Regions from separate parts of the Homo sapiens genome. Here region 2 is linked to region 1. A link is a contact called in ENCODE Hi-C or POLR2A ChIA-PET data. All regions are on one chromosome and are shown on one strand. Each heading gives the region's core, a stretch centred on a gene start or an enhancer-like site at or near the end of the contact. The rest is flanking DNA. Distances are from core to core; before and after follow the strand shown. Region 1 holds the start of DNAJC11 (DnaJ heat shock protein family (Hsp40) member C11). Region 2 overlaps CAMTA1 (calmodulin binding transcription activator 1).

Region 1 (4,911 bases), core at 1,675-4,174:
ACGACTGCACCACTGCACTCCAGCCTGGGTGAAGTCTAATTATATATATAAATATATATATTTATATATAAATATTTATATCTATGTTTTTATATATACTTCATCCTTAAGTCTAATAACAGTGACAGGCCTGGCCAGGCATGGTGGTTCATGCCTGTAATCCCGGCACTTTGGGAGGCAGAGGTGGGAGGATCGCTTGAGCTCAGGAGACCAACCTGGGCAACACAGAGAGACCCTGTCTCTACAAAAGATACAAAAATTAGCTGGGTATGGTGGCATGTGCCTGTGGTCCTAGCTACTAGCGAGTCTGAGGTGGGAGCACCTGAGCCCGGGGAAGTCAAGGTTGCAGTGCACCATGATCCACCTCTGCACTTCAGCCTGGGCAACAGAGTGAGACCCTGTCTCTAAACAAACAAACAAAATTTCTTTGGCTCCCATCCGTAAGTCCAAAAACAATGACAGGCTCTACAGTTTCAGCAGTTTCAAGGTATACCTTTGACAAAATCTTCACCTAGGACTCTGGCTAAAACTATTACTCTAGACCTGCTTGATCATCTGCAGCAGCTGCCTACGGTTCAGTACGCCTGATAAATGGCTGCTCAATTACTGACAACCCAGACTAAGTACGAATGATTTCAGAAAGGCTGGCTTCATTTATTGCTTGACTTCTAAAAACTGGAAAAAAAGTATAACTAGCCAGACATCTTCATTTAAAGGGAAAGAGACTTAAGGCTAAATAAGTGATTAGCCCATTAAAACCTAGATGATGGGTTGATGGGTGCAGCAAACCACCATGGCTCATGTTTACCTATGTAACAAACCTGCACGTTCTGCACATGTATCCTGGAACTTAAAGTATAATTTAAAAAAAAAAGGAAAAAAAGGAGTGATTAGCCCGAAGTGTTGATTAATGAGAACAAGAACCCCCAGGTGCCCTATGGCAGCCTAACAAAATCTGCAATTCCCAAAGATATTTCACTGGACATTCTCATAGTACAGTGGCCCATACATTCGAGGGATTCTTTCATGAGGTGCTCAGTATCAAGCCTCTGAGCCCAAGCTAAGCCATCATATCCCCTATGACCTGCACATATACATCCAGATGGCCTGAAGCAACTGAAGATCCACAAAAGAAGTGAAAATAGCCAGGTCCTGCCTTAACTGAAGATATTCCACCATGGTGATTTACTCCTGCCCCACCCTAACTGGTCAATTGGCCTTATGACAATACACGCTCCCCGCCCTTGTGATAATGTACTTTGTGATATTCCGCCCTTAAGAAGGTACTTTGTAATATTCTCCCCACTCTTGAGAATGTACTTTGTGAGATCCACCCCCTGCCCACAAAAAATTGCTCCTAACTCCACCGCCTATCCCAAACCTATAAGAACTAATGATAATCCCACCACCCTTTGCTGACTCTCTTTTCGGACTCAGCCCATACGCACCCAGGTGATTAAAAAGGTTTATTGCTCACACAAAGCCTGTTTGGTGGTCTCTTCACACGGACGCGCGTGACACTCAAGGATACAGTACCAGAACTAGCAGCTTTGTAGTCCAAGGACTGGTAAGGTAAGGTGACAGACTAGCATGGAGCTCACAAGCTGGGCTCCAGAGTCAGACTGCCTGGGTTGAGTTCAGGCTCTTGCACTTTCTAGTAGTGTGACTTTAGACACACTACTTAATCTCTCTATGCCTTGGTTTCCTCAAGTGTAAATCAAGGGCTATCATAATACTTACCTTAAGAGCTATCCTCAGAATTAAATGAGATAACAGTACAAAGTTCATTCAGCATAGTGGTCCCACACAAGATAAGTTTGTATTATTAACATCACATAGACTAATATTTACTGACAACACACACTGAACCCGCTTTGGTTAGCATAGCCAAACTTGGCTAGCTTTCATTACCACTGGAAAACCTGAGAGATGGAATTAGGAATTCTCTGGCAGGGCTGAAAAGTCTGGACCCATCGGCTTAAAGAAACTGATCCACCTCATGACCTGACCCTGGAAGCCTTCTCGCCCTTCACACCTATCTCAACTCCAGACTAGTCAAGAACAAAGGAGTGTAGTGGGGCCCTACTACTGCCAGGCTATGTGAGACTCTCTCATGTTATCTTTTATTCGTTGAGGAGACAGGGTACAAGTGCTTGGTGTGAATGTTGAAGCTGTTGTTAGGGCACCACTTTTCTGGCCTAGGGCTTCTTCCTAATCTGCAGCCTCCGAGCCGAGGGTCTGTGTCCCGGAGGCTCTGCCTGCAATTTCTGGACATCGGGTCCAGGGGAATGAAAGAGGGCATGAGACGCATGCCTCTGAGGCTGGACCCACTTCAGAGGCAGAGCGTCCCCACGAAAGACTCGGGAACCGGAAAAAGCCCTAAGGACGTTCCCTAGTGGCCTTGACCTTGGTGGGTGAGACTCAGTTCGCCATCCTGCTGGCGGCGGGCGATGACACAGCCCCTCAGCCAGGACGAGTATGTGGGCTGAGCGCGAGACGGGGTCTCGGAGGACTGCTAACCCCACTACGGTGGCCTCCTCGGGGCCCCCGTTTCCTCTTGAGCGTGCGGGGGCCTCTGGCCCTACCCGGACACAGTGCACGCGGCGCACTGGCCTTCAGGAGCTGGGGCGGAGGCTGGCCCCGGAACCCCCGGCGGGAGGGTCTGGGCGGTGGGGACGCCTCCATCGGGCGGCTGGCGTGCACGTCGCCGGGGTCACGCGGCCTCCCCGACGGACCCGAGCCTCCCGTGGCGGGGGTGGGGCGGCCACCGCCAGCCCGGCCCTCCCGAACGACCGGGCTCGGCCTCAGCCCCCAGAGCGTCCAGCCGCTGGCCTCACCTCCCTGCGCACGTTCAGCAACGAGTAATAGTCTTCATTGTCCAGCTCCTCCTCGCTCAAGGCCGTCGCCATCTTCGCAACCTTTCACCCCGCCAAACCGGCAAGGCCGTGCTCAAGAGGGGCCAGTGATCCGCGTCAGGGACAGCGCGGGCCAGCCCGGCTGCGCCACAGCGGCCCCTGGCGGCCCGGAGCCGTCCGCGCCCGGCGGGAGTGCGCCTGCGCTTTGCGCCCCCGCGCGGCCTAGGGCGGGACGCGGCGCCTAGGCAGCCCTGGCGGGGTGACCACGCGGGTGTCTCTTCGTGCTCCCAATGGACGCGTGGCACGCGGCGTGGCTGCGTCCTCGGGGGCCTGAGATCCAGCCAGGACTCCCTAGGGCTTTTCCTGTACTAGAAAGGGAAACTTTGCTTTTTTTTTTTTTTTTTGAGACGGAGTCATACTCTGTCGCCCAGCCTGGTGTGTGTGCAGTGGCGCAATCCCGGCTCACTGAAGCCTCCACCTCCCGGGTTCAAGCGATTCTCCTGCCTCAGCCTCCCGAGTAGCTGGGACTCCAGGCGCGCGCCACCACGCCCAGTTAATTTTTTTGTATTTTTGGTAGAGACACGGTTTCACCATGTTGGCCAGGCTGGTCTGAGGCTCCTGAACTCAGGAGATCCTCGGCCTCCCAAAGTGCTGGGATTACAGGCATGAGCCACCGCGTCCTGCCTAGAAAGGGAAACTTTGAAGTCACCTCCAGGAGATTGTCATCCTCTGGGAGACAAACCCCTGTGATACCACCTGTTACCCCACTGGCCCCAAACTCCTGGAAGAAGCGCGAGGTGCCCCCAGTGCAGGGTGCATCCGGATCCTAGATATCCCCCAAATGACATTTGTTCCTACCTCCATTGTCTTTTCTCTTGGCCACCCAGAAGCCTTCCTGCCCAGAACAGGCCTCCTCATTTTAGTTATTTGTTATTGCTCTAATTTAGGAGCACCTGGCCATCTTTTCTGCTGCTTAAATGACAAAGCAATAACTATTTGGTTCCTGATATAATTGTCTCTGGCAGGCATGTGTACCTGCAGTCCCTACCCCAGAGCCATTCTCCTGTAAATTTCTCCCTTATAATTTATCGGTGGAGTCTAATTGATTTCAACCTGGTGCCTGCTGTTTGGTGCATTATTAAAGATGTCTTGGTTACAACAATCTAAATAATTTAAAGGTCTTCGAAATGACGCCATTGTCAAGGGAAGGTGGACAGCAGCCCACTCTTGCCACCTGTTTGGTTCCCGCTGACCTGCGCAAGTCTCAGAAACCTTTGTTGTTCCTTCACTAACCACCAGTCCATAGCCATCCCCGTTGCCCTTCATAAGCAGGTCTCCTGGGAAGCCCCGAACACCTGTCTGTGGATTTGAGAGGCTGATTTCTTTCTCTTTCTAATTTTTGGCCAGATGTGCACCATCTGGGCCTGTGTCTCATCCCTTCCAAGTTGCCCAGCCCTCTTAGGATCTTTTGGCATGAGACACTTCGGTGTGCTGAGACAGATTGTTCGGGTGGGTTGAGTCAGCCTGAAACAAACTGTCAGCCCAGGTTGTAAATTAAGGGCTATTTCTTTAGTTGTGTGAAGCTTCTCCACAACAGCTTCCATGGTCCATCAGCTCTTCCAGCAATGTTATGGGCTTTGCCTTTTTCTCCTTTGCAGAGAAAAGAGCTGTGGTTAGGGCCAAACTGCATGCTGACATTTGACAGTCTTTAAGAATTTCTTTCTTTTTTTTTTTTTTTGTTTGAGACAGAGTCTCACTCGGTCGCCCAGGCTGGAGTGCAGTGCCACGATCTTGGCTCACTGCAACCTCCGCCTCCCGGGTTCAAGCGATTCTCCTGCCTCAGCCTCCCAAGCAGCTGGGACTACAGGCGTGCGCCATCACGCCCAGCTAATTTTTGTATTTTTAGTAGAGACGGGGTTTCACCATATTGGCCAGGCTGGTCTCGAACTCCTGACCTCGTGATCCACCTGCCTCGGCCTCCCAAAGTGCTGGGATTACAGGCGTGAGCCACCGCACCCGGCCAAGAATTTCATACAGAGAGACTGGGGGTAAAAAC
Region 2 (4,911 bases), core at 1,849-4,348, 120 kb after region 1:
CTTAGCAAAAATTTCCTCTATGTACAGCACACATACTTCCCATTTAAACAAATTACACAAGTTATGCATGTTCATCAGCACAGACCTTTTCTCACATATGTATCTAAAATTTTGAAGCAGCCTTAAGCTTGCAGTGCAAAGAACGGTTTCCCCCTGAGCCATTTGAGGATAAATTGCTGATAAGTTCCATCACTCTCAAATACTTGATCATGTACTTCCTACAAACAAGAACATTCTCCTCCATAACCACAAGAACAGTAATCACAACCAGGAAGTTAACACTGAGACATTCCTACTCTCCAGTCCTAAAGTCCTGTTGCTGTTTGCCAGTTGATCCAGCAATGGCCTTTGTAGAAAAATATCTAATCAGAACCTTGGGTCATAACTGGTTGTCTCTTCAATCTCTTAATACAGAAGAGTTTTCAGTCCTTTTAGACTTTCATGACCTTGACACTCTTGAGGATTGCAGGCCAGTCATTTTGTGGAATGTTCCTTGATTTGGATTTGTCTGATGTTTCCTCATGATTAGATTCAGGTTTTGCATCTTGGCAGGAATATCACAGAAGAGCCAGATTATATCTTTTTGAAAGATTAGTTTTACATTTTATTTTCTGTTTCCTTAGAGCGTTTCCCAAAGTGTATTCTGCGGAACTAGCACCTACTGTGTTCTCAACACCGTGCCACCTATAGAAGGTAGGATTTGAAAAAGCTTTTGACTTACAGGAAGGGGTGGGCTTGGCAGTGGCAGTAATTATCATCTAGTACAGTGGAAACAGCCTTCAGCCCGGACTCAGAAGACCTGGGTTCTGCACTTAACTGCTGTGTGATCTTAGATGAGTTACTTAATCCTTCTGGGGTAGCAAAAAGAATGCTCTCCTCATAAAGTTTCTGTGGAGATGAAAAAAGGCAAAAGATTTAATCACACGGAGAAATCAAAGCACTTAACAAATGTTTGATACTAATACAACACTTCTGTAATTCTAGTGTCCAATACCAGGTGACTTAGAGTAGGAGCAGTGTGGTATTTTGGGAAAAGCCACAGGTCATGTTTGAATCCCAGCTGAGCCACTCAGCAGCTGTGGATCTTGGGCAAATTAATCTGAGCCTCATGTTCCTCCTCTGTAAAATGGGAGTAATTAAGCCCTTGTGTTTTATCGTGAGGATTAAATGAAAGAGTGCAATGTAAGATCCTTTCTGGGTGCCTGATACACAGTAGAGTCCCACAAGTGCTTACTCCCTAATAAATAATGGAAAATAGATTTACTTAATCACATGTACCTCCAGTTGGAATTGAATGAAGTAGAGGAGGAGAGAATGTCCCAAAACCCAAATTGAAGTGATGGCTTACAGGGCTGCTGTGCCCTCACTTTATCTGTTCCCTCATACATATTTTTAGATTGAAAATGTAAATGTAGATAAACAGTGAGAAGTTTATTGAACCTGAGTTATGATTTGACCTAAGCCTGGACCCGAGATTTTGTAATATGATCAACAGGAAAAAGGTAAATCTGGGCTACCTAAAAATAGAAGCGGTAAGTTGATCATCACACAACTCTAAGAACAAGAAGGGGATTGTTAAATAGCAAAACTAATTATATTTTTCTACTTAAAAAGCTGTTAGTTTCTGTTTCTTTAACCTTTTAAAAATCTTTTGTAGAATTACTACTGGGTTTAATTCACTTTGGAGACTTTGGAAAAGAATAATGCAAAATCAGATCAGTGTTTGGCACATAGTGCTTAATTAATATGTATTTTGGATATATGGTGATTTGAAGGCCTTAGGTTAGTAATGGCTGTATTTGCTGCTGTGAGCATTATGCTGACTTGAATATAACAATATATGTTTATGTTTTCAGTTCCTATCCTACTAATTAAATCTAAGCACATAATAATTAGAGCTAAACAGAAAATTGTAGAGCTTCCTTTTGATTTTACTACTCCATGTTGTTGATCAAAGATATTCCCAATAAGATTTAGCAATTTGATACACTGTTATACCAAACTGTTTGAACAGTTTGGTCTAGAGTTTGAAAGATTAATCGTAATCAACTTGAATGAATAACAGTGTTCATCATTATTCATAGAACCAACATTATTTTTTATTATGAATCAAAGTAAAATGAATGTATCATTTCTAGATTAGTTAATATAGTTATAATTTACCTTGGCAGAAGTCACAGAATTTTCGAAGGAAAAGGTCAAATACATTTCTTTGGATTTAAGTAAAGGATTTGGCAATGTGAATCTCATTTTTTTGAAACAAAACATGAAAACAGTAATTCTGCTTTTTGTCTAAGTGAATGAGCATTTTTTTGCATATTGGAAAGTTATATTATACTACACCTTGTAGGTTGACTAGAAAGGATGGTTCGTTCTTTAGAATTAGAGTTGTCAGTCAAGCAAATCATCTGTCATTTTCAAGAGCCTCACTAGTTATTTTTTTATTGTGAAGTAGGTTAGAAAATTATTTTGTAAAGTCTAATACCATACACATATATTTTGTTAGATAATGATAATGAAGTGTTTTACTGTCATTTGGTTGACACTCCCACTTTTCAGTGTCAAAGTTCAACTATTTGTATTGAATACTGAATAATGCAGTGGAAACCAGTATATGCCTTAATTTTACTGTTCACTCAAGATACTATTATTAGGATTTGAAAACTGGTGCATGTGTTTAGTTATTTTATCATTCTTAGTTATCCCAAAACATTAAAAAGCAGATTTTAATTTAAAAACAGATTTTTATGCAGTATAGCCATGTAAAGTTCTTTTCCAGTGTAAAATCAAAGTTTCTCTGTATCCCACTTCACCTGTAGAAACACTGAAATTTAAAAATATGAGTTTTAACATTTTGCCTATTTGAAATTCCAGTAATTCTTTTCTCAGTATTAAACTCGCAATCCTTATAATGTAGTAGGAAAATTTACCCATTGTTATGTTTCTTAAAAACATCCAGTTTATATTCAGCGTGAACCTAAAATTCTGGAAATGGTACACTTTAAAAACTGATCAAGGGGAACCCACTGGCCAGTCATATTCCTGTTCCTTTTGACTCTGTGGCCACACCTCCGTGTAAAGTGTAATGTTTAGAAACTAGATTGAGAGAGTGCTTACACAGCCCTGCCCTTTGGTCACATTTACCACTGCCTGATTTGGTATCAGAGTGGAAGACTGAAGCCTTTTCTATAGCAGTTAATTGTGCTGTTGAGAAGAGTACCTTTATTACATAAATACCACACACACACACACACACACACACACACACAAACACACACACACGCACACTCTTTATATACCGCACAGTAGCTGGGTTCCTCGAAGAGGCTAAAAGAACAGAAAATTAACATCAGATTGTGATCACAAACATAGAAGCTGGGGTTTAAAACTCTGCTCGTAAGTGTTCAGAATTGTACTTCAAACTGATAGCTTTCTCAGAGATATGGCTATTCATATACAATTCAGAGCAAGCCCATCCATTGAGCAACCAGTATAGTGCCGTTTTCATAAAAGGTACCTGTAAATGTTGAATATTTGAATTGAGTATAGATTTTAGAATTTCACCTCTATTTTCAGAATTGTACATATCATGGGGGATTTTAAAAAATGGAAATAAAAGTACTTTAGGGGAAGAGAGAAGGGAGGTAAAGGCTCACGTGATCTGGTATTCTCTGCTTTAAAGTTTTATGGCCCGTGGAACCTCCCTCGGGAGGATGAAGTGCAGGGAGCATAAGCACATAAGATTACCGAGGTTTTATAGTGTGTAATTCATACAGAACTTTCTATGAACTTTCTTTTAGTTGAACAGTTTCCTTTTGGTTTCACAGGAAGATTTTTTGAAAGGTTTAATCTTATTTTCCTATTAAATTAAAATTTGAAATTCTTGAAAGCAGTCAGTTTTTAGGTTTTTAAAGTTTTTATACTGCTTATAGAAATAGAGGATGGGTATTATAATTCAATTGGTTATGTAGTTCATGGACCAAAAAAGATTTAGTATGCCAAAACTCTCTTAAGTTCATCTCCATAAAATCTTTCTATATGATGTAGTAAATTTTTTAGACTTTATTTCTATGCCCAATATTTTCCTTTTAAGATCTTTTCCTTGAGAAGAAGTGTGTTAATCAGATGAAAAATGTTTGGAGAGGATTTTGTGACCTTAGAAAATATTTTTTGTTCTTTGATGTTTTTCATCTGTTCAAAAAAATAGACTGTACTGAACAAAGCCGTAGTAAATAACTGGAAAAAGATATTGTTGTATTTCACTTTTAAGATTATTAACCAATGCCTGTATACTTATGTAAGGTTGCTTAATTGTAAGGCCTATTAAGTTATTTAATGACAGTAAATTTTATAGGGATTTGTGTCTGGAGAAGAATTAGAGATAATCTAATCTTGTTGATTTGGGAAAACTGAAACTATTAAGTAACTTACCCAAGGTCACACAATTAGAAAGTAGCAGAACTGGGCCAGATCTTGGACTCTTGACTCTGAGTTCAGTGTTATAAAACCTTATTATATCATGAAAAGTTGTTTCAACTGTGACTTACTGGAGCAAATTAAGTCTTTGATGTTTTAATGTGCAGCTCCTTAGTACCTAGTTATGTGTACCCTTTGTATATTGGGGATCTTATGTAGCATAAAAAGCCTGGGATGAATAATTTGTAACTTTGACCTAAATGTGCCAAAGCTTGTGAGAAATTTTGAGTCAGGCAAAGAAACTTTGTTATAGGAGTGAAAAAATAAATGATATGTAAGCAAACAAATGAGTGAAATAAATGTTATATAAAGGAAATGATCTCTTCTAGAAATCATCAGGTAGACTGATTATTAGGTAGTCAGACATACCATCTAGTCTGAAAGTAATTATTTTTTCTCTAACTCATTTAGAAGAGTTACATTTTGATGAAATAC

The links. A loop is a pair of places that touch in the nucleus more often than their neighbours do. ChIA-PET counts read pairs that join two places held with the same protein, here RNA polymerase II (POLR2A). Pooled maps may share reads with other maps.
Region 2: a loop to region 1 is called in a pooled map, with 2.8 times the contacts of the local background. The contact joins the enhancer-like site here to the promoter of DNAJC11 in region 1. A Hi-C loop is called at or near these places in 2 of 50 pooled maps. POLR2A ChIA-PET finds 5 or more read pairs at or near these places in 2 of 52 experiments (HEK293 and endothelial cell of umbilical vein).

The regions. Positions count from the first base shown.
Region 1 is chr1:6,698,892-6,703,802 of GRCh38, forward strand. DNAJC11 (DnaJ heat shock protein family (Hsp40) member C11) reads right to left here and starts at 2,925. Exons shown (of 16, transcript NM_018198.4): 1 at 2,838-2,925. The coding sequence starts at 2,909. RefSeq lists a silencer at 2,712-3,161.
Region 2 is chr1:6,819,558-6,824,468 of GRCh38, forward strand. It overlaps CAMTA1 (calmodulin binding transcription activator 1), which reads left to right. Exons shown (of 23, transcript NM_015215.4): 2 at 624-693. Among named protein-coding and RNA genes, the nearest start is that of CAMTA1, 37 kb to the left of the region's middle. Within about 2 kb of position 3,099, at least 5 of the 41 ENCODE cell types and tissues checked have a DNase peak (open chromatin) inside an H3K27ac peak, as active enhancers do.